5 separate regions of the Mus musculus genome follow, and all the other regions are linked to region 4. Evidence: chromatin loops called from intact Hi-C (ENCODE). Cell type or tissue: heart. All regions are shown on one strand. Links, peaks and the distances in the headings refer to the core of each region. The heading gives the core; the rest is flanking DNA.

The links. Peaks named below come from ENCODE experiments on the same cell type or tissue, not always from the same donor. Only the 100,000 strongest peaks of a DNase experiment are listed, where the experiment ranks them.
Region 1: a loop joins it to region 4, with 4 times the contacts of the local background. A loop is called at or near these places in 11 of 42 quality-filtered maps.
Region 2: a loop joins it to region 4, with 2.4 times the contacts of the local background. A loop is called at or near these places in 11 of 42 quality-filtered maps.
Region 3: it touches region 4 in a loop (8-fold over the local background); 13 of 42 quality-filtered maps call a loop at or near these places.
Region 5: a loop joins it to region 4, with 5 times the contacts of the local background. A loop is called at or near these places in 13 of 42 quality-filtered maps.

The regions. Positions count from the first base shown.
Region 1 is chr6:122,305,875-122,312,002 of GRCm38, forward strand. It overlaps M6pr (mannose-6-phosphate receptor, cation dependent), which reads left to right and starts at 2,846. Exons shown (of 7, transcript NM_010749.7): 1 at 2,846-3,292. In heart, for the core only: a CTCF peak has its summit at 2,698; a DNase peak (open chromatin) is centred at 2,867; H3K4me3 peaks cover 2,481 bases; H3K27ac peaks cover 2,203 bases.
Region 2 is chr6:122,338,582-122,344,490 of GRCm38, forward strand. Phc1 (polyhomeotic 1) reads right to left here and starts at 1,076. Exons shown (of 16, transcript NM_001355215.1): 1 at 1,017-1,076. In heart, for the core only: a CTCF peak has its summit at 1,568; DNase peaks (open chromatin) are centred at 1,380 and 2,000; H3K4me3 peaks cover 2,435 bases; H3K27ac peaks cover 2,226 bases.
Region 3 is chr6:121,559,443-121,565,570 of GRCm38, forward strand. No RefSeq gene overlaps it. Among named protein-coding and RNA genes, the nearest start is that of A2m, 74 kb to the right of the region's middle. In heart, for the core only: a CTCF peak has its summit at 1,671; no DNase peak of the experiment used is centred there.
Region 4 is chr6:122,389,583-122,395,710 of GRCm38, forward strand. 1700063H04Rik (RIKEN cDNA 1700063H04 gene) reads left to right here and starts at 1,797. Exons shown (of 2, transcript NR_152109.1): 1 at 1,797-1,949; 2 at 2,442-3,105. RefSeq lists an enhancer at 3,023-6,128. In heart, for the core only: a CTCF peak has its summit at 2,586 (motif pointing left); no DNase peak of the experiment used is centred there; H3K4me3 peaks cover 2,988 bases; H3K27ac peaks cover 3,937 bases.
Region 5 is chr6:121,552,796-121,558,923 of GRCm38, forward strand. No RefSeq gene overlaps it. Among named protein-coding and RNA genes, the nearest start is that of A2m, 80 kb to the right of the region's middle. In heart, for the core only: a CTCF peak has its summit at 3,866 (motif pointing right); no DNase peak of the experiment used is centred there.

The sequences.
Region 1 (6,128 bases), core at 866-4,865, 84 kb before region 4:
TGCAGGGGCTCAGGTCTTCAGTGGCTCTTTCTGTCTCCCTTTCATTTCCGGAACCATGGCCTCTGCTCTGACTGTCTTCAAGGTGTTCAATGACATGAAAGTTCGCAAATCTTCAACACCAGAAGTGAAGAAACGCAAGAAGGCGGTGCTCTTTTGCCTGAGTGAGGACAAGAAGAACATCATCCTGGAGGAAGGCAAGGAGATCCTGGCAGGAGATGTGGGGCAGACTGTGGACAACCCCTAACCACTGTGGTCAAGACGCTGCCAGACACGAACTGCTGCTATGCACTCTATGATTCAAGCTATGAGACCAGAGGGAAAGGAGGGCAGCACAGAAGGAGGAGGGACAAATAACACCAAGGCTTTCTGATAAACCCTCATGTAATCTTATTATTTAATATTTACCTAAAATTATACACAATGCACACACACATTCACAAATAATATATATATATATATATATATATATATACATATATCACACTATGTATATGAAAGTTATGCCACTTGAGCTGAACACGCTTCCCACAAGAACCACAGACTAACAAAACCCCCAGTGGAAAGCATGCGATGTCTCTAAAATGGTTGGTCAGGGCAGTCCAAGTGACCCTTAAAGCAACATAGACAATGGCTACTGCCTTCGGTTGCCTCTCAGAGGTCAAAGGTAAGCTCCTCTTGCTGAAGACACAGCACATCTAGGATACAGGGCTCAGACTGTATGAGCTCGATCTAACCCGAAAGCCGCATTCCTGCAGTATAGCTTCCAAGGTACCAGAAAATACTCTACAAGGTGCCAGAGAAGGGGCAATTCATAGTCCTACCCAGCTGTGGTACCTATAAATCGCAATGGCCAGCATAGCAAGACATCCATAAAGGTACAGTAGATGTCCCTCATATGTTGGTGGTAACCAGCGGCTGTCTGGTTGGACTTAAGGCCCACTCAGCAGGAGGAAAATTATACCTGGTACTAGAAATCTAACTTCCCAGGGCTGGTAGGATCTTAGAAGAAAATGTACTACCAATTTGCAAGGTCAGCATAATTCCTAACTGCATTCGAAATCATATCCTTAGGCCCACAGATAAGTGTAATTTCACCATATATCAAATAAGCATTTGTTTACAGCAAATGGAGACCATTGTAGCTGGTCTTTGCGACTTTGTGGGTTCTTCTTTCCTCCACCCTTCTCTCCCTCTCTTCCACTCCTTCAACATCCTAATATAGATAGGAGGGAAAAAAAGGATAGAGGGGAGAGAGGAAAGGAATGAGATCTCTGAAATCTAATTTCCCTTCTTGTTTCTTCTTTGAGCACAACTACTAACAAACCGTAACCACCACCACCACCCCCAATGATCAACAACCACCCCTGCCTCTCTGCACATACCCTCTGAAAAGTTCTCAGAATTCCAAATACCACCACAGAAACTATCAAACATATTTGCCTTGTGCTCTAGCAGGGACTAGCAAAAACCACGTCCCCTGTCAGAGCACAAGGCAAATATCATAGCCAGCTGTTGTGGACAATCTGAAGCAGCCCCAAATCCCACACCTGGGATCAAAATGGAAATATGTTCTTAAAATTGTTTTCTGTGTTAAAGAAGCCAAAATTCCAAAATTCTCACTACAGACCATCACAGAAAACCATGACAGGACACGGTGCAGAGATCAGCAGGTGGTGAGGGGCCTAGCCACAGTGGCTACCTCTACATCACAGCTCCTGCATCTATGACTCAGGACACATAAAAAAAGAGGGGGGCTGGAAAAACCGTAAGAGCTGCAATACCAGGATGTCTGGTGTGAAACAGTCTCATAGAAATGGTGGCAAAAACAAGATCTAAACAATGGCGATATCAATATGCTAACAGAGAAGTGAGGCTATGCCATACAAAGTGATCATCCTTGAAATCATGTACATACAAACATAAACAGATTCAGCAGGTTGTAGTGTATCTATGCAAATATTTGTAACTATAACAATTAAAGAAGATGAGACCATCAGTCTGAGTGGGGGACATGGGGAGAGCTGGGTGAAGGGGCCTTCGAAAGAAATGGAAGAAGGAAAAAGTCAGAAGAAGGGGAAGTAATTATACTTTAATTAAAATGTATTAAAACTTTTAAGTTAACTTTTTTAAAAAGTATAGGACACTACGGTGTTAGCAGTTTAAGCACAGTTCTACCTCTGACATGAATCCCTATCTAAGCAGAGTGAGGGAGGTGCATGCAAAAGCACGTGAGAGTAAAAGGGGCATGAGCAGCTAAAGCCAAAAGAAACTTCAGAGGAAGAAATGAGTAACCTGGAGAGCGAATCCAGGAAGCCGCAATTGTTTCAAACCAAGCTCTAAGAACAACTAGGGCTTGAGAAGTGGATAATAAATCCAAGGAGTCTTCAAATGACCTTACCAAAGGCACAAAGACACGGGTCCCCCCAAACTGAAGTACAGGCTAGAGGGCCGGCACACATAGGGCAGGCGCCTTTGATATATGCCTTTGACAGTATGCTTATCTAGCAAGATGCCACAATAGGAAAATTCATTGCCCAGGTAACAGTAACAATAGTTATGTCCCGAAAGAATTAGAAAATTCTGAACAAAGAAAATCAAGACAGGCAGGACCTATAACATTCCACTGTCTGGGTAGCAGAGTCAACTGCAAACCAGAAGCGAGCCCAGCCGACTGATGGCTAAACAGCGCCTCACAGAGGCCACCAAGGTAGCAGAAGAGTCCTAGAAACTACAACTCCCAGAGAGCTTCGGGCGAGGGAACTACAACTCCCAGCAAGCCCAAGGAGCGACACTCTTTGTAGTTCCACAGATCGCCCTCACGTACTGTCTTCAGACCTATTGGGACACCTGGCGCATGACCCCGCGTGGATGAGGAGCGCCCGCCCAGAGTCCCTGGAGGCGGAGCTCGAACCTCATTGGTAGAAAGGCGACCCGAAAAGAAGAAACTGATCTTGACAATCTCCGAGTGATTGGAGTTGATGGGACCGGGGAACAGCGAACTAGGCTGCTGACCAATCAGCGTCCAAAAGAGAGACCAGGGAACCAAGGTTCTGCGGTCACACGCCGCGGAGTCTAGTGGGAGGAGCAGTTGCTCAGCAGGCTCTCGCTGCTTCCTGTTTCCGGCTTCTGGAGCGGGGCGCATTGAGGCGCCTAGGGAAGCGCTGGCTTCAGAGAGGAATCGAGGGACTGGGGTCTGCGCCCCCGCACCCCTGATCTCCGGACGCGTCTTCCAACCTCAGAGACACATTCTTGGGGGCTTCTGAGCCGCGGTTGCTCTGTTTTCCCGTGACACGTGAGTGTTGGGGGCGTGGAGGAAGCGGGCTGGGGTCCTCGCACACCTCTGTACTGAAGGAGGTGCGGACCAGGACTCTCGCTTGGCCGTGGTTCTGGCTGGAGATCCTGCTAGGGAGCCCTAGGGAGGACTTGAGGCAAAAGGCATGAGAACGGAGAACGCCAGACTTCTAGGAGTGAGGAAGAGGAGTTCCAAGATCAGAGAGGGATTTGAGATGTTTTGAAGGTTGGAAAAGGAAAGTGCTCATGTGTGAAGTGTTAACTGGATTCTTGTAGAGAGAATTTTGACCTGTATCGTGGGAGTAAAGTGGCGTCATGGCGTCATTTGGGGGTAAGGTATGACTTTGAGTAGATAGAAGGCGAGAATTTCCAGACTCCTGGAAGAAGTTCGAGGAAGGTCTGTTAGCATGGTGTGGAAAAGAGTGACAAGAGTGTCTTGTGTTTCTGTGGAGACTTTGAAGCACAGAACTACCTCCTTGGGGCACTTTAAACATTGGGCCTTTCTGCCAGTTGAGACTGATCTTAAACGTGTTGGCTGCAATGAACCAGGAGGAAGAAAATAAAGCCCTCCATTAGAAAATGGAAAACGGCCATGAGTGGAAAAATGCGTGCAGGGCTGAATGAGGTCAGCAGTTTCCCAACCCCTAACTTAGTCACTCGGCGTCCTATAGAGAATGTTTCAGCATTGCCACTAGATCTGTCTCTATAGAATAAGAAAGGGGAATTCTCAAGAGCCTAAGATCCTGTTTTACAGCGTCTGAGAGTTATAAGTGCTTGCACTCTGGGGATCTCTTTGGACCATGCTAAATAGGAACTGCCCAGCTTTCAGTTTTATCCTGCTCTCTATTTGGGCCTGTATTTATCAGAAGTTTGACCACAAATGCCTTCATGGCATTAAGTCATCCAGGTTGATTTAATATTTGTGTAGCCTAGGACAAGTAACTCAGTGAGCAACTCTAAGCGTCAGACCCCTCATCTTTTCTAGGCTGTGTAACTAACACAATGCAGGCATAGCATTTCAAACATACACCACACTGAATCAAGGAGAAGCAGCTCAAAATTAGACTCAAATCTTAAGCTGGGAGAAGTGTAAAGTTATTCTTCTACTAACTTTTTGAACGTTTAAGCAAATGACAAACAGTTCCACTCATCCAGTGCCTACCGTGGCTTGTTTTAATTTTTTCATCCTGTCCCAATTTTGTGAAATTCTTTGCCCTAATTTGGGAAGAGAAAGCAGCAACAGTTAACAAATGAGGAAATAACTTGGAGGCCAGAGTGCACAGCATTCATTCTGTGAGAGCATCCCTCCAGGATATGTCCTGGGGAGCAAGCGCCTCAGAGCCCAGAATGTTACTTTTTTTAAATTAAATCCTGAGAGAACTTGCAGAAAATGGCACCGAGTAGGTTAACAGAGGAGCTCTAGGTGAGGTGACCGGTTGAGCAATAGCTGAGCTCAGGGGAGGGGAGAGCTTAAACCTGGGCTCCTTGTTACAGTTAACTTCCAACTTCCTGGTCTGTTTTAAAAAGGAGAAAGGCAGCTCTGGGTTGGCTCCCTTCTGGATAGATGACTCTGGAGCCATCCATCTTACTCCATTAGCTGTGTCAGTGGCATTTGTTCTGTTTGTCCTGTAATTTTTACTTGTGAAACAGAGACCGTTAAGTTTAATACATGGTTTGGAGAGGATTGACTAGTTAATGTCTGGTAGCATTTCAGAGAGTGCCTGGCTGAAGGCTGTCCCTCTGCTGCACATGTTCTGTAATGTCCTATCTGAGATGAGTTAGGAGTGCCTTTGACCTCTTGGCTACGTGTGATTACTGGGTGGAAATAAATGCCTTGTAAATGTTTGTATTGGTGAGTTGATGTGGGGGGCGGGGGAGTATGGGTAAGTGTGTTACCCTCCCTGCATATGGGAAATGGAAACTCAGATGTACCTTTCAGGGAGAAAGGGAAATGAATTTAGAGCACAGGGTTAGAGCTTTCACTCTCTTGTGGAGAATGTCTGGAAGAGTTAACTGTCAAAAAAAGAGTAAAACCATTATAAAATAAACAATGTCAATGGCCTGAAGGGTTACTAATAGATACTAGTAGAAGCCTTGTGCAAGCATCAGTCACTATGGCCTAACTATGAAGGTAGCCAGCTTTTCAACATTGAAATAGAACATTGTCATCCACGAATATGTTGGGCTGCATTCACAGGTATCAGGGGATATATGTGTCCAATGGGCCATAGTTTGGATGGGCCTGTTAGAATAATACAAACAGAAAGTGAACTCAGAACTTTAGAGTGTAAAAAGACAGCCATCTTACTGAAAGTTTAGCTGGCCTTAAGATTTGTGACTTGAAGGGGCGAGGTAGATTTAGGAAGACTTCTGGTCACTCCTTTTGACCCAGTGAGTTTTCTTCTGTGATTGGGTGATTTTTTTTTTTTTTTCCCCAGAGAAATGGCACATAAGTAATTGAGGTGAGTTAAGGTACTATGGCTGCTTCACCCACATTCCACATGCTTCCAGTGAATGTGAAGAAAGATTGTTGGATGTTCCCTACTGATATGTTAGGGCCCAGCAAAGTCAAGCTTCTCTCTCTTCCTTACATTTTTCATAATAACTTCAAGCTAGGATCTGTGTAAACCATGATGGGATGTTCCAGGGAAGGCCACTGACTTAGGCTTTATTTATAAACTAGTATTTGACTTTGAAAAATGGGATACTACAACATAAATTCATCAAACAGTAACAATGCAAAGATGGGTGCACCCTGGCTTATATTTTCTTCCTCTTAACATCCCCCTCCCCCATTTGTTTCGCTGGGTTTTGGGTTTTAGAGGTTTTTGAGACAG
Region 2 (5,909 bases), core at 1-4,000, 52 kb before region 4:
AAGACCCTGTTACTTGCAATAGAGCCTTATATAAAACACGTTCATCAATTCGATGACCCCCTCATTTCCCCCAGATAATGAAACAGAGAGGGCCAATTTTAAAGTCTTTTCACCAGGGAAACTGCCATCAAAAACCTCGCAGGCACACAAATCTATCTTAAAATCCTCATTTTTCAATGAATGTTGTGAGTTCCAGATTCAGTATAGAAAGTGAAGAGAGCACACCGTTTAGGTGGCAAACTCAATCAAAAATTAAAACTAAGAGTCAAAGGCCACCCTAAACGTTCCCACCTTTTGGGTGTGGGTGTGTTTAAGGACTCAACTGGGGAAGACGCACACCGATGGGAAGGAACTAGAAATTAATATTGAGGTAGACATACTACTGGGCCTATTGGGTCAGGTGTTGGAAGAAGTCAATACCCTTGAGTATAAAACTCTGTTGCAGTAAGAATGGAGTGAGAAGCAAGGGTTGAGGGGCGCCTCGGAAAGACTCCCAGGGGTTCTTGTTCTTCACAGAAGCGTGATTAAAAAAAAAAAAATGCATTTCCAAAGAGAAATCAAACACACCAGGAGAAAGGGGTGGATACAGTGCTGTGCCCGAAGCGAGCGGACTTGGTAAGCAGGGAAATGTATATTCTAATAGTAGGGAGCCAAGCAGGGGAGGCACAGAAGTCGAGGAACTGGGAGATCGGGGAGCCCGGCGGAGCGCGAGAAGCAGGGAGATAACCAGACAGCATGCTCGGATGGAAGGACCAAAGTCGGGGAAGGGAGAAATGAATGAGAAGCGGTCAGAGGCAACGAGGTGACGGACAGACAGCACCGAGCACAGCGAGCGCAAAGCACGAAGACCGGGACGCGCAGCACCCAAGCACCGCAAAGCGCAGCAGAGCGGGAGGCAGGAGCGCGGCTGGGGGAGGTACCTGGGCGTTGCACACGCCGAGGTGGCTGAGGAAACATCCCCGCGCCGCCGAGACCCCGGGATGCGGCCCCTCCCCGGCCCGCGGCCGCCCGGTTACCTTCGCGCCCGGCTCCGCACCCGAGTCCTCGCGGGGGGCGTCCACCTCAGGGGCGGGGGAGGGGGGGGGGGTCGCTCGGCCTCGGCGGCGGCGCGCCGCCTCCTCCCCTTCCTGGAGGGGCGGGGGCCCAGGCGCGGTGGGAGGTGCCCGGCGCGGCCGCCGCTCCCCGCCCCTCCCGCCGTCCGGGTGCTGGCCGCGCCGCGGCTCCGCCAGGCCGGGGGCTCGCGCGGGCCTGTCACTTCCTGCCCCGCCGCGAGGGTGGGGGGCCGAGGCCGGGGGGCCGCGGGCCGGCGGGGAGGGGGCTGCGGGGAGGTGCTTCCGGGGCAGCCGACCCCTCCTCCGGCCCGCCCCCTCCCCGCGCCCGCCCTCGCGCGCGTCCCTCGCTTCCTGTCGGCGCCCGTTGCCATGGCGACGCTGCTCCCCGGCCTCCGCGCTCTAGGCCCGAGTGGGGTTTTTTTTGTTTGTTTTTCTTTTTCTTTTCTCCCCCTGGCTCTGGCTCTCTTTCTCCTCCTTTCTTCCCCCCTTCTCTCTCTTCGAATTCCGCTCGCCGTCTGAAAGCAGACGTCTAAGAAAGCGCTGGCCTCTAGAGGGGGACTCACCTCGGAGAAGAGAGGGAGATGGGGAGAGGGGAGGGAAGTGACGTGAAAGGGGGGGAAAAAAAGAAGGTATTTTCTGCAGCTTCTGGGAATAGGGGCTCGAAAGAAAGGATCAAAGGGACCAGCAGGCACAGAGGGAGGAAGCGGAGCAAAGACCCTTGAGAAACGACGGCCTGTGAAAGGAAATAGAGCAAAGGGAAGGGAAGAGGAGAAAAGAAAAACTTTGAGATAGAGGGAACGGCGAGAGAATGCTGAGTGTTTAATCCCTCGCCCCAACTCCAAGAAGGCGGGAAACAACGCCGCACAGAAACTGAACCCGTTAGAAGCAGCAGTTCATTAAAAAGCAGGAACCTGAAGCAACTTGCTTTGAATAATACTTAAGTCTGTGACGTCAGGGTTGATTGTGTGCTTCGGAATCTCTTTAAGTCACACGCACACGTGAAAGAATCACAACGCCCAAAACAATGGAAAAGGCGGGGTGTAAAGAGATGAACAATGGTGCTGCCTTTGGGAAGGCTGAGCATATGGTGGGGGAGGCCCGTTTTATTTGCAACACAAATTTAACAGGATTTAATTATTCTCAGTCTCTCAGAGCTCTTAGAACACCTACTGTGTGCTGGCCACTCTTGGAAGCTTTTTTTTTTTTTAAACCAGAGCATTGTTAGCAAAGACAGCTGCTCTCCTTAACCTTTTACCTGCCGTAGGGTGTTACCTTGTGATAATAGCTGGGATTTGTATCTTTTGCTAACCTCAGCCATAATTAGTTGTTTTCTTGAGCCCACTCTAGATTGAAAACCCAGGTGTAATTAATTTGTATTTAAGGGGGGGGGGGGGGGGAGAGGCATTCTCATTATAAATTGATGCATTTGTGTTTGTTTCAACTCCCTCTCTTAATTGGTATAGCCAGATCTCCGTAAAGTAAGATCTTTAGGAGGCTTCTAGGAACCTGTTAAACGGGTATGCAAATCCCAAAGGGCAGCCAAAGGACTGGAGAGGCAGGAACATGGGTGTGGAGAGGTGAAAGGGTTTGCTGCCGAGCCAAGGATGATAGGTGTTGGCTGGGGATGAATGGGAACATTCTGGCAAGGAGATCTGGTGGTTAAAAAACAGGTGGAGCAGGACCCACTTCATTCAAACCTAGAACTTTGGCAGGTCAAGGTTAAAGCTTCCTTGCGGAGACTTACAAATGGCGTTTTGAGCCTCAACAGTATTCAATATCAAAGAACAACCTAAAGATGACTTTCAGATTTATATACCCTGCCAGGATAAGAAACAGGGCTTCTATAGGAAAACTCAACATCAATGAATCTGGATATGATCTGTAATATATAAACCCAGAAGAAAGCATCCAGATGCCAGTGCTTATGTCCTTATTTCCCCAACCTATAGGGTGTGTATAGATTATCAAGGCCCTTTCCCATTGTGCTCCACCCCTTAACAATGAAGAACTGCTAATAGAGCTACATTCCACCTCAAGTTTTTTGGTTTCTTTCTTTCTTTCAATCCAGTACCATTGGTTTCGTCATCTACTGGATGACAAAAGGGGATTGAAAAGTGGCCGAATAATTTCAGCTTCTATCTGACATTAGCCTAGGAATAACCCATTGCAGCACAAGCTATGTTGATCATGGGCCAAGAGTTCAATTTTCTTTTCTTTTTTTTTTAGAGTTCAATTTTCATGTAAAGATCTCCAAAGCTTACTGGGTCATAGGTCTAACTAATTTCCACCAAAATAAATTTAACTTAGTTATATATGTGTGTGTGTATATATATACATATATATATATATATATGTATATATATATATATATGTATATATATATATAATCAACAGCAAATTAAATTTACAGGAAAGCCTCCATCCACAAGAAAATCATTTCCATACCGAGTAACCTAGTTCACCTCCACCTAAACAAAGAGAAACAATTTTGTTCCCAGATGGATCTTAAGCTGTCCCCCCCTTCCCCCTCCCTCCCTCTCTTCCACCTTCCTCCCTGCTTCCCCCTCTTTGTTAAACTTTCTCATTTTCATTTAATGACTCTTCTGGAATTAGTCTTTTCTCTTTCAAAACAAATGGTTCAATTGAGTGCATGCAAGGTAACTTTGCTCTGCGTGACACTGAAGGTCATTAGCCTAAGCAGGTGTAAAGGAAATGCATTCGACCTGTTTTGCACAGAGCTGAGCCCTCCTGCTACGTCTAGAAGCGCTGGGATTTGGAAGGGGACTTGGCTGCAACTAAAACAAACAGAAGGTAAGGGAATGGAATCCCGGCCATGCACTGAGCACAGAGCAGGGTTCTTCAAGCTGACCTGTGAAGAGATAGCTCTTACTTTACAAGGGAAGCCTTCGACTGTAAATGAAGTGAAAAATGAGGAGCACATTTTTATGCAAATATGGGAAGAATGTCTTCGGGAAACAAGGCAGTGACCTCCTATATTCTAAACTACACCACCCCACCCACCTTCCACATCCCACCCCATCTTGTGGCAGTTCTTAAGGTCTAGCTGGAAGAGAGGACGATGAGCATTAAGAGCATTTTGAGACTCCAATTTTTTTTAGGGGGAGGGTTCGAGACAGGGTTTCTCTGTGTAGCCCTGGCTGTCCTGGAACTCACTTTGTAGACCAGGCTGGCCTCGAACTCAGAAATCCACCTGCCTCTGCCTCCCGAGTCCTGGGATTAAAGGCGTGCGCCACCACGCCTGTCGAGACTCCAATTTTTAAAGCCAAGTGCTGTCCAAGTCCCTTGGTTTTCAGCAGAGAAAAGGGCATTTCAGGGCTAGAGCTAACCCACTAAACATTTGTCGTTCTCCAGTTTATCTAAACCATTCTTTATGGTTTATTTAGCTTACACCACTATTTAATCATAATTTAGTGAAGTTTATGCATCAATGAGTTTAATTAATGAGCCTATCATTTATATGACAAGAGCATTCTTTGGGCACTACATTTACTTTTATAATGCTTCAAGTGTGCTCTTCTGGTCAGTATTTCAGAAGTTAGAATACAGATTCATGATAAGATTCAACTCTGATTTATACTCTCTGGGGTTATGTTCCCTAGGCCGAGAAAGCTCAGCCTCTGGGAAGCCTACTAAGGGGAAAATCAATTCAAAATATACCCGGAGCCTCTGCTGCAGCTTCAGAGACCTCCTGGAATTCAGTCCTCCAGACAATTGTTTTGGGTCAATTATAATGTTTACAGATGAAGAACATAAAGCTTGGGAAAGTTAAATCATTCAGGATTTGGTTCGTGGGAACTTAAGTAAGTTTTGGAGTAAGAATTTTAAATTAGGTTTGTGTGACACCGCAGTTCAGAACCACCTCCAGCCACAGCATAAATGAGAGATTGACATTTCCACTCAGGTATTCAGCTCTGAATGTCTGTAGAGAAGTTTGGCATTTGCCCTGTAAAAGTGACTGCAATGGACAGTCCACTCTGACTTAGTTAATATCTCCAGTTCTCCATCCAAAACACGCTGTGTAGGTAAGAACTGGGGAATACCTTAGCAAACAAGAAAGAGAAGTAACGTACACCCAAATTCCCTAAATTTTGTTTCTGGTGTTGTCGACTTTTAAGCTGGAATAAGAATAATAGAGCCTAATTTTTTTCCACTCATGAAGCCTGCGAGTATGCTCCGTTGCACGGCAAAGAGGAAGTAATGCTGTTTATCAGCTGCCCTTTAAACAACGGGCGATTCCGGAGTGTTAGCACAGCAGCTCCAGTGTGATGTGGATATATGTGAGAGTGGAGATAGGAAGCAGAAGGTGCTGAGCGGTTAGCATGACCTGAGAGGTACTCAGCCCGTTCTTGCTTACTTTAAAACACCAGGCAGCAATGAGTCAAGCAATGTGGGAAGCCTCTAGAACAGCCCTTCTCAACCTATAGGTCTCCACTCCACAGGGGTCATCAGATATTTATATTATAATTTATAACAGTAAAATTACAGTGATGAAGTAACAACGAAAAATTTTATGGTTGGGGAGGGGGGCTCACCACAGTATGAGGAACTGTATTAGAGGGTCCTAGCATTAGGAAGATTGAGAACTACTCTTCCAGAAGCTAGGAAAAAAAGTTAACTAAATAAATCTTCCCCCGAGCTCTGACAAAAGAGAACACAGCCTTCCTAACACGTTGACTTTCACCCAGCGAAATGCACATCAAATGTCTAACCTACCGAACTGGAAAGTAATACACGTGTCAATTTAAACCAGGAAATTTGTAACAGAATATTACAGTCACTGTAAAAGAACAAGGAACCAATGTTCAAAAATATGTAATAGAAGAATGTTTTCCACAA
Region 3 (6,128 bases), core at 123-4,122, 830 kb before region 4:
TGGCTCAGAAAAGTTCCATGCCTCAATTAGCTTCTGCTCACAACCCCCCTGTGGCAACCTCCCTCCTGTGCTCTGTCATTTAGACTTTCTTCTGCTGGGGCCTCTCAACACTCCCCTACTTTCTGTTCACCTTTGGGTCTGAGGTACCTCCTCCCTGACTGTTGCTTACCACCATCTCTCACACTGATTAAAGATCGGAGGTGGGTGACACATGACCTTCAAGATCACAACTGAAGACAAGCTGCGTTACTACTGTGATGAATCAAGAAGTGGGGTTGTTGGGCTTTTAGGGTGTCTGGGGGCATTGGCCTAGAGCATCCACAGAACTGGCAGACTGATCTGTGGAGAGAGTAGGACCTCATGAGTTGTTTGGGGGAAGGCATTAAGTGGTGGAATAACACGTCACACCTTTCATTATTGGGCTTTGGGTGTGAAATGTCATCCATAGGCTCATGTGTTTGATCCCCAGTGGGTGGTTCTGTTTGGGAAGACATGGAACCCTGAGTAAGGGAGACCTGGTGGAGTAAGTGCACCACTGTGGATGTGCTCTGAAGTTTTACATCCTCACTCACTTCCTATTTGCTCTCTGCTTCCTGACTGCAGATACAATGTGACCAGGGGCCTCTCACTCCTGCTACAATGTCTTCAGTACCTGGATGGACTGTACCCTGGAACTGTGAGCCTAAATAAACTCTTATTTTTTCCTTAAGTTGGTTGTGTCAGGTGATTTGCTACAGTAACAAGGAACTATTACATGTATATTAAAGAAAACAAAGGCCTGAACTCAGAGGATTTCCAGCCACCTGAAGGGAAAGGATAAAATTTATGAAGACAGACCCAAGTTTTCTGTGGTTAATAGCACTGGATTTGGGACATTCCCCAATGGGAAAAGGCATTCACGATGGCAGGGGCAACCATGGGGCCCATCACTGTTGCTATTGATACAGGCAGTGTATCCCTTCAATTCAACAAGTCAGGCATTTATTATGATCCAGCCTAGAGCAGCAAGGATCTAGGTCATGATGTTCTGTGGTTGGCTACAGCTGAGTGAGCAAATTCAAAGGATGGTAGCCACTTGCTTGTCAACAGCAGCTGGGGTCCTGAATGGGGTTCAAAGGGCCACATCAAAATATCCAAAGACAAAGAATGAAAGTGCTGCAGCCGCCAGCTGGCTCATTGCATGGGCTGATGAATCATGGTGATAAAGGAATCAAGGGCAGCATGTATGGAGGGATTCCATCTTAAAACTGACCAGACCCCTATTGTGTAAGAGAAAGCACTGAGTCACTGAGAATTCCAGTTATGATTTGGATTCTATGCCCTTTTTACAAGGGCAAAATATTATAACTTCTTTAACTCCCAGTACAAGCAGATTAATTATACTAAAAAGTCATTGCTTAATCCTCAGACTTGAATTGTGTAAAAGCTTGGGTACAGCTTTGTCTTTTAAAAATCAAGTTTAGTTCAATATAAAATAACAGCATAGTGGAAAAGGTCATGTCACACATTTCCGTGTATATAATGACATCAAAGCAACAAAGCTATACTACAGGGAAGATTAGTGATTGTCAGCAGGGATGAGCAAGGTCAATAGTGCTTCCAAGGGTACAGCAGAATTTCACTGAGAGACAGGAACATTTTACAACCTGTTGGTGGCGCTGCTGCACAATTCTACACATGAGCTCTACTTCATCAACCACATATTCACAGATGAGTTTGTGTAAAATCTAGGAGCTGAACGTCTGTGGCTTAACAGTGCTGTGTTCTTAGCAGCATCAGGAAATGGGAACAGGAATTAAGCTGCCAAGTGAAGCTGGAATTCTTCACGCCACTAAGGACGAGGATTTCAAGTTGAGTTAGAATTCATTAAAGAAAAAAAAGAGAACCAATTTTAATACAGATGTAAACTTGAGCGTTAAGGGGGAGAGAAAGATGCTTAGAAAGAGAGTGGTATACACTCAAAATATAGGCATATAGGCATTGGCTCTTCAAGAGAGAACTGCTTACATGTCTTAACACTAGACAGGTGTGTGTGTGGTATATATGTGTCTGTGGTGTGTGTGTGTGTGTGTGTGTGTGTGTGTGTGTGTGTGCATGTATATATGTGCAAATTTTTGATGGTCCCTGAAGTGATATTGTTTAAAGAGCTTCTAAGAAATACTTTTCTTTCAGTAAATGATAGCACAGGGTGGCTCCTGGGGAGCACTGCACAGGATTATGGGTGGGTGAGGTAAAGCCATTTATCACAAAAGTCAAAGGACTCCTCACTAGACTAAGTCACAAAGAAACTGAGGCAGAAATTTGACTATAAACAAAGCTCTTAATATTATCTTTGAGACTCTTTACAGGTTTGTATTAGAAAAAGAGTAAGGTTCACTCCAAGGCTATAGATGCTTTGGGTTTCCACATGATTCTGTTATTTTAGCATTCATATTTGTAACATCTTTTTAAAAACAGGAATACTGTCTTTATGGAGAAAATATTCCATGGTTTTTGTTAGTTGTGTTGAAATTCTCCACCCTTAGCCTGTGGAGACTTTAACTAGATTTCTGGGTGAAAGGTTCCCATCTTTTCTGATAAAAATATTGTCACAGTGGTTGTAGAAGTTTGCACTTCCACCAGCAAAAGAGGAGTGCTCCCCTTGTTCTGTATTCTCTAGCCTGATCATCATCAGAGGGGCTTCATCCAGCAACTGATCGGAGCAGATGCAGAGACTCACAGCCAAATATTAGGCAGAACTTGGGAAACCTTGTGGAAGGGAAGGAGGAAGTATGGGGGCCCAGAGGGTCTGCGGCAAGAGGGGTCTGGGCACCATGAGAACACAGCCCACAGAATCAGCTAAGCAGGGCTCACAGGGGCTCACAGAGACTGATGCAGCCATCATGGGGCCAGTATGGGTCTGAGCTAGGTCCTCCACATACATGTTATGGTTGTGTAGCTTAGTGTTCTTGTGGGACTCCTAACGGTAGGAGTGGGGGTATCTCTGACTCCTTTTCCTGTTCTTGGGCTTCTTTATCTTTTACAGGGTTGCCTCATCCAGCCTTGATATAAGGGTTTGCGCCCAGTTGTATTGTTTCTTGTTATGCCATGTTCAGTTGATATCACTGGGAGGCCCACTCTTTTCTGAAGGGAAATGGAGGAGGACTGAATCTCGGTGAGAGGGGAGGTTTGTGTGTGTGTAGGGTGGGGGTACTGGAAGGAATGGAGGGAGGGAAAACTTCAGTTGGGATGTAAAGTATAAGAGAAGAATAAATTAATTTATAAAAGAAAGAAATATAAAAAGTAAATGAATAAATAGATAAAATTTTACCACTGAGTGAAACTTGATAAATTATCCAAAATTCCCATATATTATTTTTGGGACTCTTGTGAGTATATAAATTGTTTTCTTTTGAACTAAACTTATTGTGTTGTATAGGCTGGACCTGATTTCAAGATCTTCCTGCCTCTGTCTCATGAGTAGCTGGGATTATGGTGTCTATGCCACTAATTTCTGCAGTACAATAATTTAAAAATAAAGTTTAAGGAGAAATCTTACAGTGAAAATACTGTAATCATCCCAGTATCTTTCTGGAATTTACAATTGATTGAATAAACTATGTTGTATCTACATATTATATACAACCTTAATGAGATGACAAATATATCAGCTGTCCTCATCTGATCACTGTGTACATGTATTGAAATGCCACAGTATGCTCCATAATACACACAACTTTTATATTAATGTGTATTTAAACAAAAAAAAATTGGTGGTTTGAATATGCTTGGCCCAGGAAGTGGCACTATTAGGAGGTATGGCTTGCTGGAATAGGTGTGGCCTTGTTGCAGGAAGTGTGTCACTGTGGGTGTGGGCTTTAAGATCCTTTCCTAGCTACCTGGACGTCAGTCTTCTCCTGTTTGCCTTCAGAGCAAGATGTAGAACTCTGAGCTTCTCCTGCACCATGTCTGCCTGGATACTGCCATGCTTCCCCCTTGATGATAATAGACTGAACCTCTTGTAAGGCAGCCCCAATTAAATGTTGTCCTTATAAGAGTTGCCTTGGTCATGGTATCTGTTCACAGAAGTAAAACCCTAAGACATTAATGAAGATACATGCAAAAGTAATGTGAATAAGTAAAAAAGTATGGTTTAGAGAACTAGATAAGATGTTCTAGCTAGAACATGAGAAAGAAAAGTAAAGCAAGAATGAACTACAGACCTGGGGTCCTGGACAACAATGAGAAGTAAACAGATTTGAAATTAACTACTTTCTTTCTGTTGTTGATAGAAATTAGGTACAAGGCAGCCCCAATCCACAAGCCAAATGAAAACAACAACAACAAAGTAGTCAATATGACCTAGCAGAACTCTGGGAACACTGAGTTCTACAGTGAATTTGTGATGGCTAACTTTATGTTTAAAAATTTTAAATCTCTGTGCTTAAGAGAAGTCTAAAGAAAACTTAGATCACCAAATGTTAAAAGCTGTTATGGGTTAATTTTTTACTGCTTTTTCTGCTTTTGTAAAATACATGTTTTGTGTCAGAGGACCTTCTGCTACCATCTGGACTAATGGTTCTCAACCTGTGGGTCTCCATCTCTTTAGGGAGTTGAACAACTCTTTCACAGGGGCTGTATATCAGATATCATACAAGTCAGATATTTATATTATGAGTCACAACACTAGCAAATTCACAGTTATGAAGTAGCAACAAAATATAATAAAGGGTCACAGCATTAGGAAGGTTTAGAACCACTTCTTTAGATAGACTGTAACCTTGTGTTCTTTGCCTTTATAAACCCCTGACAGAGGTGGCTGGATGTTGTATTCTGGAATCTCAAGTCCCTGGAGTAGACTTGGTGCCAGTATCTGAAATAAAAGCCTCTTCTTTGTTAAAACATATGAATAGTCAGATTGGTGGGTCTCTGAATAACCCTAGACCCATAACTTTGGGGGTTCATCTGGGATCTGGGCCTTCAGCCAGATCCACCTTCTCTTTCTGGCTGGCCTTGGGACCCTGGAGGCTCCCAGAGTACTGGAAGTCAAGGAATCAGACAGGCCCAGAATTAGAAGGGAGCCATGCACAGGTTCTCTATGCTTACAATCTATGCTTAAATTGTAAGAAAAGTAACATTGGAAACCCTCTGGAGGGATAGGTAATGATCCTGCCTGTTGTAAGCGTTTGTGAGACTCATGGAAGAACAGGATACAGTGCTGAATCCCCAGTCAGAGAGACTGCCTGGGTTATGCTGGCCCTCATTTGGTTTTGGTTTGTCTGGGCCATAAAATTGTAGAATTTTTCTGTCTGTTTTGTATTGCTTGGGTTATTTGTATTTGTGGTGCTGCACCGTTTTTCTTTTTAAATCTTAAATTCTAATCTTTAAACCTTCTTTGTTCTTAACTTACTTTGTTCCCTTTCGCTGGTCACTGGATCCAAATGTTTTTATGTATGGGTGATATTAAATTGTTGTTTTATCCTGTGCTGTTTCAACAAAAATCTGGCTCTGGAGTTGAGTTATAGTTCCCCATCCTCTAGACCCATGCATGTTTGTTTAAAGGTTTCCTTCAAAATCTCCATCCTATATCAGGCAGACCACCTCAGTATGTGACTGAGAAAAGAGAGCAAAACAAAATGAAAGAGACAGACTATTACCAATGGGGACTATTGCTATTCATCTCATACTTTTTGATTTTTATTTAGCTCTAAAACTCTTGCTAGAGTGTGAATCTTATCCAATGATTTGAAAGACTATTACATAATAGTCTCATCACTTTCTGTACCTCAAGATTTGTAGGTTTATTAGTATGGCTAAAGCTCTGTAAAATCTGTAACAAAATATTAACTTAAAACTTATGGCATGGGGGTTGATGGTTGAAAATCTATAATCTTAATTTACTACAGGATATGGCATATGCAACTTGGATTCAACTCTTGTTTAAAAGAAAAGGGTGATTTTAGATAACAGTGGGTCTCCAAAATATTTTGGATCATAATGTTTTTGTTTGTTTCTTTGTTTTTTTGTGGTGATTCTTGTCCTGAGTACAAGAGTTACAGACGAGGGGGAAACATTTTGGTACATAACACTAAAAAGGCTATGATGTAACAATTTTTATTCCCTAATGAGGAAGCAAATGAGGTTTTGTT
Region 4 (6,128 bases), core at 950-4,949:
CAAATCAGAGAAAGATTTGACAGAATAGGATACACCCAACTCTCAGGAGAACAGACAGGAAAGAGAGCCTACTTAAGAGAGAAGTGCAGAAAAGAAAAAGGGGAGAGAGAGGGGAGGAGAAGAGAGAGGGGGTGGGGGAGAGAGAGGAGTTTTACAGAAACAGGTTAAAGAGAAAACAAGCTAGATACAGCTGAAGACAGAACAAGCCAGAGAATAAGAAGAAGCCAGAAGATTAGAACATACTGCCAGAGTTGGCTTGAGGTCAAGCAGAGCAATTCAGTTGGTTCAATAGAGTTCAGAAAAAAAAAAAAAAGAAAAAGAAAAATCTTGCGCGCGCTCGACTGGCCAGGAAGAACGACGCTGCAACAGGATCCTTCTGCACACGTTTATTGGGAGAGCTTGATTGTAGAGGCGAAAGACCCTGAGCCCAGAACTGGCGCTGCTTACATAGGCCTAGGAGAGGTGTATCTCACATCTGATTGGTTAACTTGTCTTGGCAAAAGAACCTTCACTGCCTATGTATGTGTGGTGGCCAGCAGTAGCCAACTGCCACTCTGCAACTGCCACTCTGCAACTGCCACTCTGCAACGGCTTCCCACAGAAAAAAGAAAGGGTGAGCTCACTCAGCAGTAAGTCTCAGAGGTTGGAAACATTCTAGGCCTAGATAAGACTATACAGAGGCTAGAAGCTTCCAGGACTAGGCCTAAGTTAACACAGTAAGCCTCAGAGACAACAATTACAACAGGAGACTAGAAGATACTATTACAAAATATTTTTTAAGAAATGGGTAGGACTGGTGAGATGGCTCAGTGGTTAAGAGCGCCTACTGCTCTTCTAAAGGTCCTGAGTTCAAATCCCAGCAACCACATGGTGGCTTATAACCATCCTTAACGAAATCTGATGCTCTCTTCTGGAGTGTTTGAAGACAGCTACAGTGTACTTACATATAAAAAAAATAAATAAATAAAAAATATTTTTAAAAATGGGTAAACACATTAAAGCAGACTAGTTACCTGTCCTGTGGTGAGTCCTTGTCCTGTCATAAGTACCAAAAGCTCTCCTTTCACCCTCAGGATATTCCAGGTTGGATGGATTTGTTTGGACATCATTTTTGAGTCTTTGCTCATTTACTTACCACATAGCCTCGGAAGGAAAGGAGAGAGGGAAATAAACGGGAGGAAAGCAGAAGCAAGCACATGGAGCAGGAAACATGGAGGGAGGTCTCCAAGCCTGCCGGCTTCCCAGCCCATCAGCCCTCGCTTCCCCAGCTTGACAGGTCTTTGCACCATCAGCGCACAGGCAGCTGGAGGCCAGATAATCTGGCCATGAGTCTACGGGCACTCACGATCACGTGAGTCTGAACCCGAATGATTAAAGAGATAAAGTTCTGGAAAGTGGAGCATGACAGCACGGGCCTGTAAACACTCCTCAGCAGGCTGGGTCAGGAGCTCGAACCCAAATCCCGGCTGGGTTACAGAGTGCGTTCAAGGCCAGTGGAAGCAGCTTTGTGGAGACTCCATCTCAAAATAAAAAGCAGGCTGGGAGGTGGGAATGGGATGAGAAAGGATAACGGGAGGTGGGAACGATAAAAATGTAGTCATGTATGGAACTGTCCAAGAATAATATAAATTAAAACCAACAAACAAAAAAGTAGAGCGTTTGGTTAGGGGGCTTGAAGCCGTGTGCTCAACTTACATATGAAGGAAGGAAGGAAAGAAGGGAGGTGGGAGGGGGCAGGGGTGGAGAGAGAAGGGTGGTGTGAGCATAGAAGATAGTGCTAGGGAAACTCGGGGCCTGAGACGCCAACATGGCCTCTCCCAGGGAAGTCCCGTATGCTTCCAATTTAGGGACAGCCTTGTGGTGTGGGCCCGAGACTCCAGGGCTGCACAGCTTCTAGTATCCCCATTCTCATCCCGATGCAGTCCTTTAGATAACTGAAGACGGTGGAAGTAAGGATTCCCCACGAATGACTGAGTAAAAGCAGCGTCAGGTCAACCAAGAGTGGGCAGAAAGCAGTCAGCCCAGGCGAAGCCTTTGGAATGGGAGGTTGTAGACTGTCACAGCCTTCCGCTCAGTGATGGCACCGGGAACTGTGGCCTGGATCACCCTGATCCCCAAGAATCTAAGTTAGGTCTGCTGGGTGTGGGGGGAGCAGCAGCGCCTTGGAGAGGACTGATCTGCAAAAGGAAAAGTAGAGGCGTCCGCACCCGAGAAAAGGGGTGTCACGATTATGTGGCTGGTGGGGTGTCACGATTATGTGGCTCTTGGCTTGTCAAAAATGGGAACGTAGTCAGTGTTTTTAAGCATCAGTGTGGACTTAGGGTGAACATGCAGTGTGCGTGCGCTTCGTGGATGTGTAGTTTGTTCTCCGGGGGTGGGGCTGGGGGAGGAGTTCCTGACACTGAGATTTTCCAAAAAAAACGATTCTGACTTTTCTGCAGACTCTATCCCATCGCTTACATGAAACTTACTGGAATCAATTCCCACAGCCAGGTCTCTGGGAAAGACTTGGAGTCCTCTGAGAGCCCTCTGTCTGCGGGCGATGGCGATAGCGATGCCAACCCAGCCTTCGGGGCAATACCGCCATCTGCTGACGAGGCTAAGAAGAAAATACAGGAAAACAAGACTCCCATTATGATCTGGGAGATTGGTAAGAAATTCAGAGCCAACCAGAGAACTCACTCATACAAAGAAAAGGACCGCCACGGAGAGGAGAAGTCAGAAAGGCCACCGGGGAAGTACGGACAAAGAGTTGTGATCAGAGACTGAACAGATACGGGATCCAGGCTTCAAAGGCTCTTCCTGGAGAGATATTCTGGAAATGTCCTGCATCTACGACACAGAACCAATCTGAAGTGGCAGACTCGGTCTGAGAGCAGAGCTGGTTTTCAGGGTCCAGGGTCCCACAGCTTACCTCCCTGAGTGGCAGTGCTGTCGAGTGGAGGGTAGCAACTGCCATCTCCTGGCTTCTTGACTTTGGCATCTAGTAAAGTTTTCAAGTGCATGTCCTGACCATAGAGACCAACAAATGATGCGTCAATGTGCCCAATGAGGTCTAGCTAGCTCAGCCACAAATGTATTAAAAATAAAGATGTTTATGCTTTCTACAAGCGTTAGTCACTGGGTCCTCAGAATTTGACCATTCTTTAAAGTCCTGAACTCACAATCATCTTATCCACCTCTAGCTCTGTCATGACTTCAGGAGGTGTCGAGAGGGGGGTGAAGAGAAGGAGAAGGAAGAGGAGGAGGAGCAGGAGGGGGGAGACCAGGAGGACGATGGGGGTGGTGGAGAAAGAGATTTCAGCATAGATCTAAACACCAAAGATTTTCTAAACGGCAGGTACAGTGTGACAACCGACTTTGATGCTCTCTCCACACTGCGCGCTGAACTTGCTTTGCCTCCAACTCCGGAACACACACGAGATCTTTCTCTTCACCTAACTCCTTCCTCCACCCCCACCCCTTCTTGACAGGGTTTTTCTTTGTAACCCTGGCCGTCCTGAAGCTTCCTTGTTCTGTTGCTCTGTAGAGCAGGGCGGCATCGAACTCAGAGATCCGCTCGCCTCTCTCTGCCTCTCGAATGCTTGGTCCAAAGGCGTGCGCCACCGCTGCTCTGGCCCAACTCATTTTTTTACTCTTCTCTACTCCCCTCTCACCTGATTGCCAGAGCACATCTCCATGAAGAACTGCATTTCGTCAGCTGTGACAGCTCTGCTGGGAAATGGGCTGTGGATGATGAGGGAAGGGGGCGGGGGCGGTCTGGAGGTGAAGGTCAATGAGAGCAGGAGCCTTCCAGGCCGGAAATAGAAGAGAGATGGCGGAAACAAGAGCCACATGTTCACCTACACAAGCCATTCTACACACACCTCTGCTCTGCTCAGTCTGCTGAGGCCTCGGGGTCCACACTGCCTCGAAGTCGCTCCTTATCGTTAGCATTCTCCTCCAGTTGTCTCTGTGCATAGGAACTCTTATCTAGGATTGTAAAGCATCGCTTTCCCTGAGACTACGCATACGCACTCACCTTTCGCTTTAACCCTCAGGTGTTTCTGCCCCTCCATCTGCGAACTTCCTTTCCCTGGTGACTAATGAAGAGACAGAAAACCCCTCAAAGCTCAGAAGTCAGTTTCTTTCCTCTGGGGCCTCCCTAGGGGCTATGTCTGTATCTCACCACGAACAGCAGCTCTACGCACGTTTCCAGAGCCTGTGCATTACCTCACCGAGCAGCTGTGTGCTTATCAGAGGCAGGGGCTGCCCACAGGGCCTGATGACCGCTGTTCTCCAAGTGGAGGCTTGGCTAAGAACCAGAGTAGAGGTTGGGCAGAAACAAAGGACCAGAGAGCATAAAAGCGATCCCCCATGGCAGGTCATTCTCTAGAACTTTCCTAGGATCTCCAAGTTTTATCATTTTACAATTCTCATAGCATAAGTCAGCTAAAATCCATCCTCCCAATTTTTCCTTATGCAGTGGTTCAATGTGATGGAAATGGATCTTAGGCTGTCCAGGGCTGACCAGGCATCTGGTTCTCAGGAGGAGAATGCTACTTCCTACACACGACCTGTGTACTCTCACCGGATCTAGAACCCGGTGGCTTCTATCTCAGCAGGCTGGCAGTCTTGATCCTACCCAGTGCCCACTGCCAGTTCTCAGCTGCCTGCCTGACTCTCAGAGCTCCTCAGGCCCTGTCCCCACCCTCGGTTACCCCTTGGCCTCCCGCTCCCTTCTCAGAACCCTGTCTATATGGTCACTGTGACTTGTTATCTTCTGCACACCTCTCCTCATTCTGCTGGGTCGAGACGTTTGTTTTTAGCTTGCTGGAGACAGAGATAAGACAGAAGCAACTGGAAAGATCCAGAGGAGAGAATGTCATAGACATTGAGAAGATAAGGAAACAGAAAGACTCCTGCTCACCCCTCTGAAGGTTTATTTGAGTCTAGTTCCTTCTGTCACCATGAGTGGCCAATAACTTGTTTGTCTTTACACACTGCTTTCTGTCTACCAATTTGGAGTTGTGCTTCCCTAATGAGGCTGCCAGGGATGCCAGTTTTCAGTTTGCTTTAAGAATATAGTCCAGAAGACGGGTGATAGTGGTTCGTGCCTTTAACTCCCACACTGGGGAGGCAGAGGCAGGTGGAACTCTATGATGTTGATGCTAACTTGGTTTATAGAGCCAATTTCAGGACAGCCAGGGCTACACAGAGAAACCCTGACTCAAACAAACAAGTAAACAAATAAATGTTCCAGGGCTGGAAGGCCCCAGAACTCACAGGAAGGTTGAAGGAGAAAACTAATTCACAGAGTTGTCCTCTGGTCTCTATATACTCACCAGACACACACACACACACACACACACACACACACACACACACACACACACAGAGCGACAGACAGACAGAGAGAGACAGAGAGATTGTATTATGTGTGTAGTGTATACACATGGCAGTGAAGGACTGGGAGTACAGCTCAGTGGCAGAGTGCTTACTGAGATCAGTCCTCAGCACTAGCAACAATCAAATCAAATAAAACACGGAGCGATGGACTACAGAATGAAACTGTTTCTGAGTCCCACAGTCCCCCTCCCTCTCCTCCTCCTCACCGTCCTCCCTTCAGCTCCGGCCAGCAACATTTTCCTGGTTAATTTCTCATTTTGTTTTCCTATACAGCTATCCTGGGTTTCTGTTCAAACTCTGCATTCAGTCCTCACCCCCCATGCCCTGTTTTATTTCAAGATGCTGCAGTACAGTTGCCAGTAGGTATGTGCCAATACTGAACACGTGACAGCATCCAGTCTTCATGGTTCCTGACACACAGTGACTTGTAACTGAGGTATGTGTTAAGGATTAAATGTGTGCTGAGTGGAAAAAAAAACTTAGTAAAAAAAAAAAACCTTTCATTCTTTTGGCTTTTTGAGATTGGATGTGGAGTAACGTCAATCTGACCTTGAATTTGCAATCGATCCTTCTGCCTCTGCCTTCTTAATACTGAAATTACAGGCAAGGACCACAAGCCTAGCTGGGTTTCCTTGTTTGTTGAGATGGGACTTGTGTAGCCCAGGCTATCCTTGAACTTCCTATGTAGCCAAGAATGACCTTTGTCTTATTAAGGGTTTCCATCGCTGTGAAGAGATACC
Region 5 (6,128 bases), core at 1,630-5,629, 840 kb before region 4:
GAATCAGGACTGGGGATTTTCTCTTTCAGCGTCTGAGCTAGTTACCTAGTTACCTAGTTACCTTCATCAGAAGAATATACAAAATCTCACTTACTTTAAACTTTATGGAAAATCAAGGTATGGCTGGATCATAAAACAGTCAAAGCACTTGTGTTCCTTGATAGGGACAGAGAAGAGTTGAGGAAACTTTGTAATCCTTCATATCTTCTAGGATAGAGGGATAAAAGGTTCAAATCGAAGGCTGACATTTCAAAAGATATTAGAATGGGTGTATTATCCCAACAGTAATGCTGCTTACCTGGTTACTACCTGATGCTGCAAGATATTTAATCATACTGTGAACCCTCAGATTGTGTTATTTACAGGGAAAAAAAAGACTGCTGTGGTGTGGTTCAGCCTTAACGCACTTTTAATGCAAGAGCTTTCTCTTTATTGTAAACAGGATTAAATAAAGTCAACCAGAGATCAAGAGGCAGAACAAGCAACCAGAAGACAGGAAATATTAAGAAAAAGACCATAAAGAGTAAGAGGGAGTCAGGAGGATGGATAGAGAGAGACACACAGGAAGTAGAAGGGAAGACATTTGGTTTGGAAGAGGTTTTTTGAGACAGCCCAAGGGAGGGAGTTGCTTCTGGATGTTGCTGAGGAGGAAGGTCAGCTGAGTGCTTTCTCTGCCTTTCTGAGCTAGCAGGCTTTCACCTCAACATCTGGCTCCTGAGTCTTCAATGGTAAAATCTAACAATTGAGATTTCGTTAAAGAAGCAACAACTGACATGCTTTGCTGGATGATAGAAAGAGGGCTGGAGTCATCTGCAACCTGGGAGCCCTCTATGGTATGCTATCCCTGAGTACTTGAAGATACCCATGGAAGCATGCTGAGTGGTGATGTCATCCAGTGCACTGACAAAACCATAGACAGGCTTATGTCTTTCCACAGTGTGTGCACACTGCCAGATTAAATAGCAATAGCTTTATAAAGTACATCAGTTTTATGGCCTCTAATTTGCCAAATAGTCCCAATTTCCCTTGATAGCTGGCCAAGCAAAACACAGGCTATTTTATTCCAACCTTAATTATCAATTAATTCTCAGGTCACACATTATACAAAATGTATGCGAGTGGGGTGTGTGTGTGTGTGTGTGTGTGTGTGTAGGTTATAGGAGAGATAGGAGAGCTATCAAGGGTTAAAGAGGAGTTCAAAAGAAGCTGGACTGGAGGCAAGCAGAAAACTAGTAGAGATTCAAAGGGGAATGAATCTCTGTGGGGATTCTCTGATGGACACTGCAGGAGGTGCTGCTGCTGAGTCAATTTCAGGTTAGAGTTGAGCTAAGCCTCAGATGCAGTCCAATATGCAAATGAGGTACAGAATGTGGAGGCCATCGAGGCAAAGGGCAGGGCCGGATCCAGACAGATGGAGGGGTGGACAGACAGCAGGTCTAGATGGCAGACGTGTGGACAAATGAATGGCCATTTGAGGAACTTCTTCAGCAGTGGAGACAGACAAAACAAAGCCCTGGGCAGCTGGATGTTGTCTGCATAAGGGTGCTTATGTCACAGGCTAGAGTCATCTGAGAGGAAGGAACCCCAACTGAGGAGATGCCTCCATAAGATGGGGCTGTAGGCAAGCCTGTAGGGCATTTTCTTAGTGATTGCTGGGGGACAGCCTAACACACTGTGAGTAGGGCCACTCCTGAGCAGGTAGTCCTATCAGAAGGTAAGGTGAGCAAGCCATGGAGAGCAAGCTAGTAAGCAGAATGCGTACACACACACACACACACACACACACACACACACACACACACACACACACACAGAGAGAGAGAGAGAGAGAGAGAGAGAGAGAGACAGACAGACAGACAGACAGACAGACACACAGACATACAGACACACAGACACACACTACCACCACCACCACCACCACCACCACCACCACCACCACCACCACCACCATCACCACCATAGTCTTTGCATAAGCTCCCACCTCCAAGTTCCTTCCCTGGCGTCCCTCAATGATGAACAATGACATGGAAGTATAAGCCACATAAACTCTTTCCTTTCCAACTTGCTTTTGGTCATGGTGTTAAATTATGAGCCCATGTCTCATAGGTAGTGATGGCCAAATGGTGATTCTGTATCCAACAAGGTAGAGAGTCTTCATCCTGGCTGTGTTTGCATTCAAAATGGAATCATGTGTTGCTTGTAAAACTAAGTCTCCCCGTGGCAAGACATACCCTGGAGACTTGCTGGTTTATACAATATGGAGTAACTTAGACAAAGCACACCCTGACCTCACCAATGACTGACAACTGAGTTCCATGTTCCCACTCCCCTGCCTCAGAAACCCCCTCCTGAGTGTGGAAGACAAACTTCCAGAGCTCCTCCTGTCACTTGGCCAGCTCCAGATCCTCAGGCGCTGGGATGGAAGCCATCTGGCCTTAGGATGAAAGGCCTTATTGACAAATGTTTCTGCTGAGATAAAAGGCAAGAGGCCTCCTGTGTCCTCCAACACTCAAACTGTCTTCCTAGGATTGGTTTGCAACAGCACGGTGCACTGGACAATGTTGGGAAGTAGCAGGTGGAGCTCGCTGACTTGAATCCTAGCAGTTGGGGAAGTATAGCTCCCCGGCTTTGAGCAGCCACAGTGACCCCCAAGCAGCTGTGTTTTGTATTTTATCATCTTTTAAAATTGTTATTAGCTTTATTTATTACTAGCATAAATACATTGTACAAAATGAATGTTAAAACATTCTCATCCATGTATGTCATATACTCTGATCATGTCTATCCCTCATTAGCCTCTCCTAAGCTCCTTTCCACTGGTCCCTTCTTCCCAAATAAACGTCTCCCCCCACTACTCACTCCCGATTACAAGAGTTATTATTTTAAGTCTAGATTTCCTAAATGATTTTTAATGTGATATTTGTATTTCTGGTCCTGGATGATTTCATTGAACACGGTGATCTCCAGTTACATCTATTTTTCCTGAAGATGACATTGTTTTCTTCTCCGTGGCTAATTGGTACCCTGTTGTGTACACAGACATCGTTTTCTTCATCCATCATCTGTTGACGGGTGTCTGAGCTGAGTCCATAACTTGACTAGTATGAAAAATACTGCATTAAACACGCATGCGCAGATGACTCCGTGAGAGGCTGGCATTGATTCCTCTTGGTGCATGCCTCCAAGTCAATCATAAGGTACTTCTATCTTTAACCTTTTGAGGTGATTCCATACTGATTTCCATATTGGCTGCACTATTTTCCAATCCTACAACAAACTCTCCACATCCTTGCCCAACCTCCATTGCTTTCTTTGCGGTAGCCATGTTTCCAGCGTAAGATGGACTCTCATTGTAGCTTTAGTTTGCGTGTCCCTCCTGGCTTAAGGATGGCTAACATTGTTTCAGATATTTAATGGCTGTTATATTTTCTTTGAGAACTTTTTTTTTTGTCTGCTTATTGGATTTAAAAAAAAAGTTCTTTGTGTATTTAGTCCCTCATCAGATGAATAGTTAGCAAATATTTCCTCCAATTTTGTAAGCTGTCTCCCCTTTCTTGTTGTTTCCTTTATGGTGCCAAAGCTTTTCGATTTCACCGTGTCCATCTTTCATTTCTGGCCTATGAGAGTCTTATTTGACACATTTTTTTCCTTACTTGTATCTTGAAGTGTTTTTCTTTGTATTGCTTCTAGTAGCTTTAAAGTTTCAGAATTTGCATTAAGGTCTTTGATCCATTTTGAGTTGATTTTTGTACTTGGGAATGGTACAGATGGGTCAATACCATATGAGAATATTCTCTCTGAATCATCTCCCTTAGTTCCCATGGTCAGTTTTCCCAGAATTGTGCTTCAAGTCATACCACGTTTCGGCCAGAAGGGGGAGCTATGTGGTCTCTAGTCACAAGTTTATGGTTAAGGGGCATACTACAGTCTAGATCAGCAAATGGCTCAATCTGTTTAAAGAATTCTTAGATAGTTTTAACCCCTTTGTTAACAGGTCCTTTCATCCTGGTTTGGATAAACGATAGACACACAGATAAGATAAATTGCTGAAGGACTCCCAGGGTTAGAGACTCTGATTAACAAGATAAAGGCGTCTCAGTGGGAATAAATATGGGGAGAAGATTCTCTAGAGCCAGCTGCCAGTAATTAACCCCAAGGGTCCCAGCGGGAAGTTGCCAGTGTGGTATTTCAGCCAGGGCTATATGGAAACATTCTCTTGGTCTCTGATACACAGATTTTAGAGCGAAAATCATCCAAAGGGGACTCTCCCTGTCGGAGAAAAGGGAAAACAATACAATTATCAGCCTGTGGATTTCACAAAACTCCTCTTGGTGGTGGTGGTGGTGGTGGTGGTGGTGGTGGTGGTGAGCTCACCATTCTGGGATTAAGGGAGAATCCCTGGACGGCTCAGCAGCCACCCCCCTATTACAATGTGGCTTAGTTTATGTGGGCCTCAATGACTTGGTCACCCTCAAAGGAGATCTCAGACAATTCTCCACTCCCAAATATGTAGCCTAGAGGTCCTGAGTCTGGTTCATTCTCTCTGCTGATTAAAGCTTAAAGGGCAGGAAACGTTTCAGTCACAACAAGCAAACAAGTTGTATTCAATGTAAAGGAGTGCGCACACACATATACTGTACCCAAAGAGACAGGCATCCTCATGTGGGAAGGGAATCAAGAAACTGGAGCCTGTTAACCTAAGGGCTTGGGTTTGTTATAGGTTTTGGTGGCCTGCAGTGGGCTCCTCTCCCATTTGGGGTTGGTCGACTTGTATGAAGGAGAATGGGTTGATTGACTCATGGTGGGCCAGCCTAGCCTATGCTTGGTCCAGTCAGCAGCAAGAAGGTGGGAAAAGAAGCCTTGTGAGTCTTTGTCTTGGGTGAAGAAGCCAGGAGTATGGCAAGTTGCTTATCGTCTGTCTGTCTTTCTCTGCCTGTCTCCCGGGTGCTATCTGACTTCTGTGCTCCCTACTTTGACCCCACCTAGCATATCACCTGTGTCACTATGACTTTTACTCTATTTCCCGAAGACGGTGAGTAGCCTGGAGGGCATCTCAGGCACACACTGAGTCTCTTCATACTCAGGGCATCTCAGGCACACAGTGAGTCTCTTCATGCTCAGGGTAGGAGCATAACTCAGCTGGTGTTGTGGCAACCCCACCAACTGACCCTTTTCAGGTAATCTTTTATCACCCCAATTCAGGTAATCTCCCAGGGCTTTATGATCCTTGCCTCCTGGCAGGAATGGAAAAGGAGCCTCTTAAGTCGCTAAATTATGATAAAACCAAAGAGACACCCAGGGTGCTGAGGAAAATCTGGCCTTATTTTTCTCCAGCTTATTAGAAATAATGCAGACTAAATATGCAAATCTCACTATGGACGGTGATGAAAGGAAGATTATATCTTTATCCTTTTCAATCAGCACCAAATATTAGAAAAAAGTCTCGAGGATTAGAGGACAGACCCCCACACACTGCTCAGACATAAAAGTAACCTTCAAGGTCTTTAATAACAGAAGGATCTTAAAACTCAAAATTTAAATGAGGTCAGGTTAAACCGCAAATGCTAGCAGCACCTTTATTCCAGGGCTGACTGCAGGGTAACTCAGCAAAGAAAGGGGTGACTTCAGGGTAACTCGGACAAAGGGGTGACATTCTCTCCACTCACTTGGGCCACTGGGAAAGAGCTTGCCTGCTCCATGGCTGCTGCACTGCCCTGTTCCCTTTACTGGGAAAAAGCTCACCGGAAATCACACTGCAATCAGAGAGACTCCCATTCCTGCCTGTGTCCCTACAAGGTCCTAATCATGGAACAGGAGCTTGGTAAGGATTGGCTATTATTGACTGATAGGGCAAGGGATCATTGGTCCATCACTATAACTGTTAATGAACCACAGGTCAGGGGTCATTGGTCCATCACTATCACCCTTAATGAACAACGAGCAATGGTAACTTGTAAGACTATTGTAAGAAAAGTATCAGCTCAGAACCCCCAGCACCAAGTTCTCAGCACAAAGGAACAGAGCAGGGAATAAGAGACAAACACAGGAGACAGAGGACAAGGGAGAAAGAGAAGGGATCGAAGGAAAGGAGAGAGGAGACAGAGGACAAAGAACTGCCTCTGGATAGA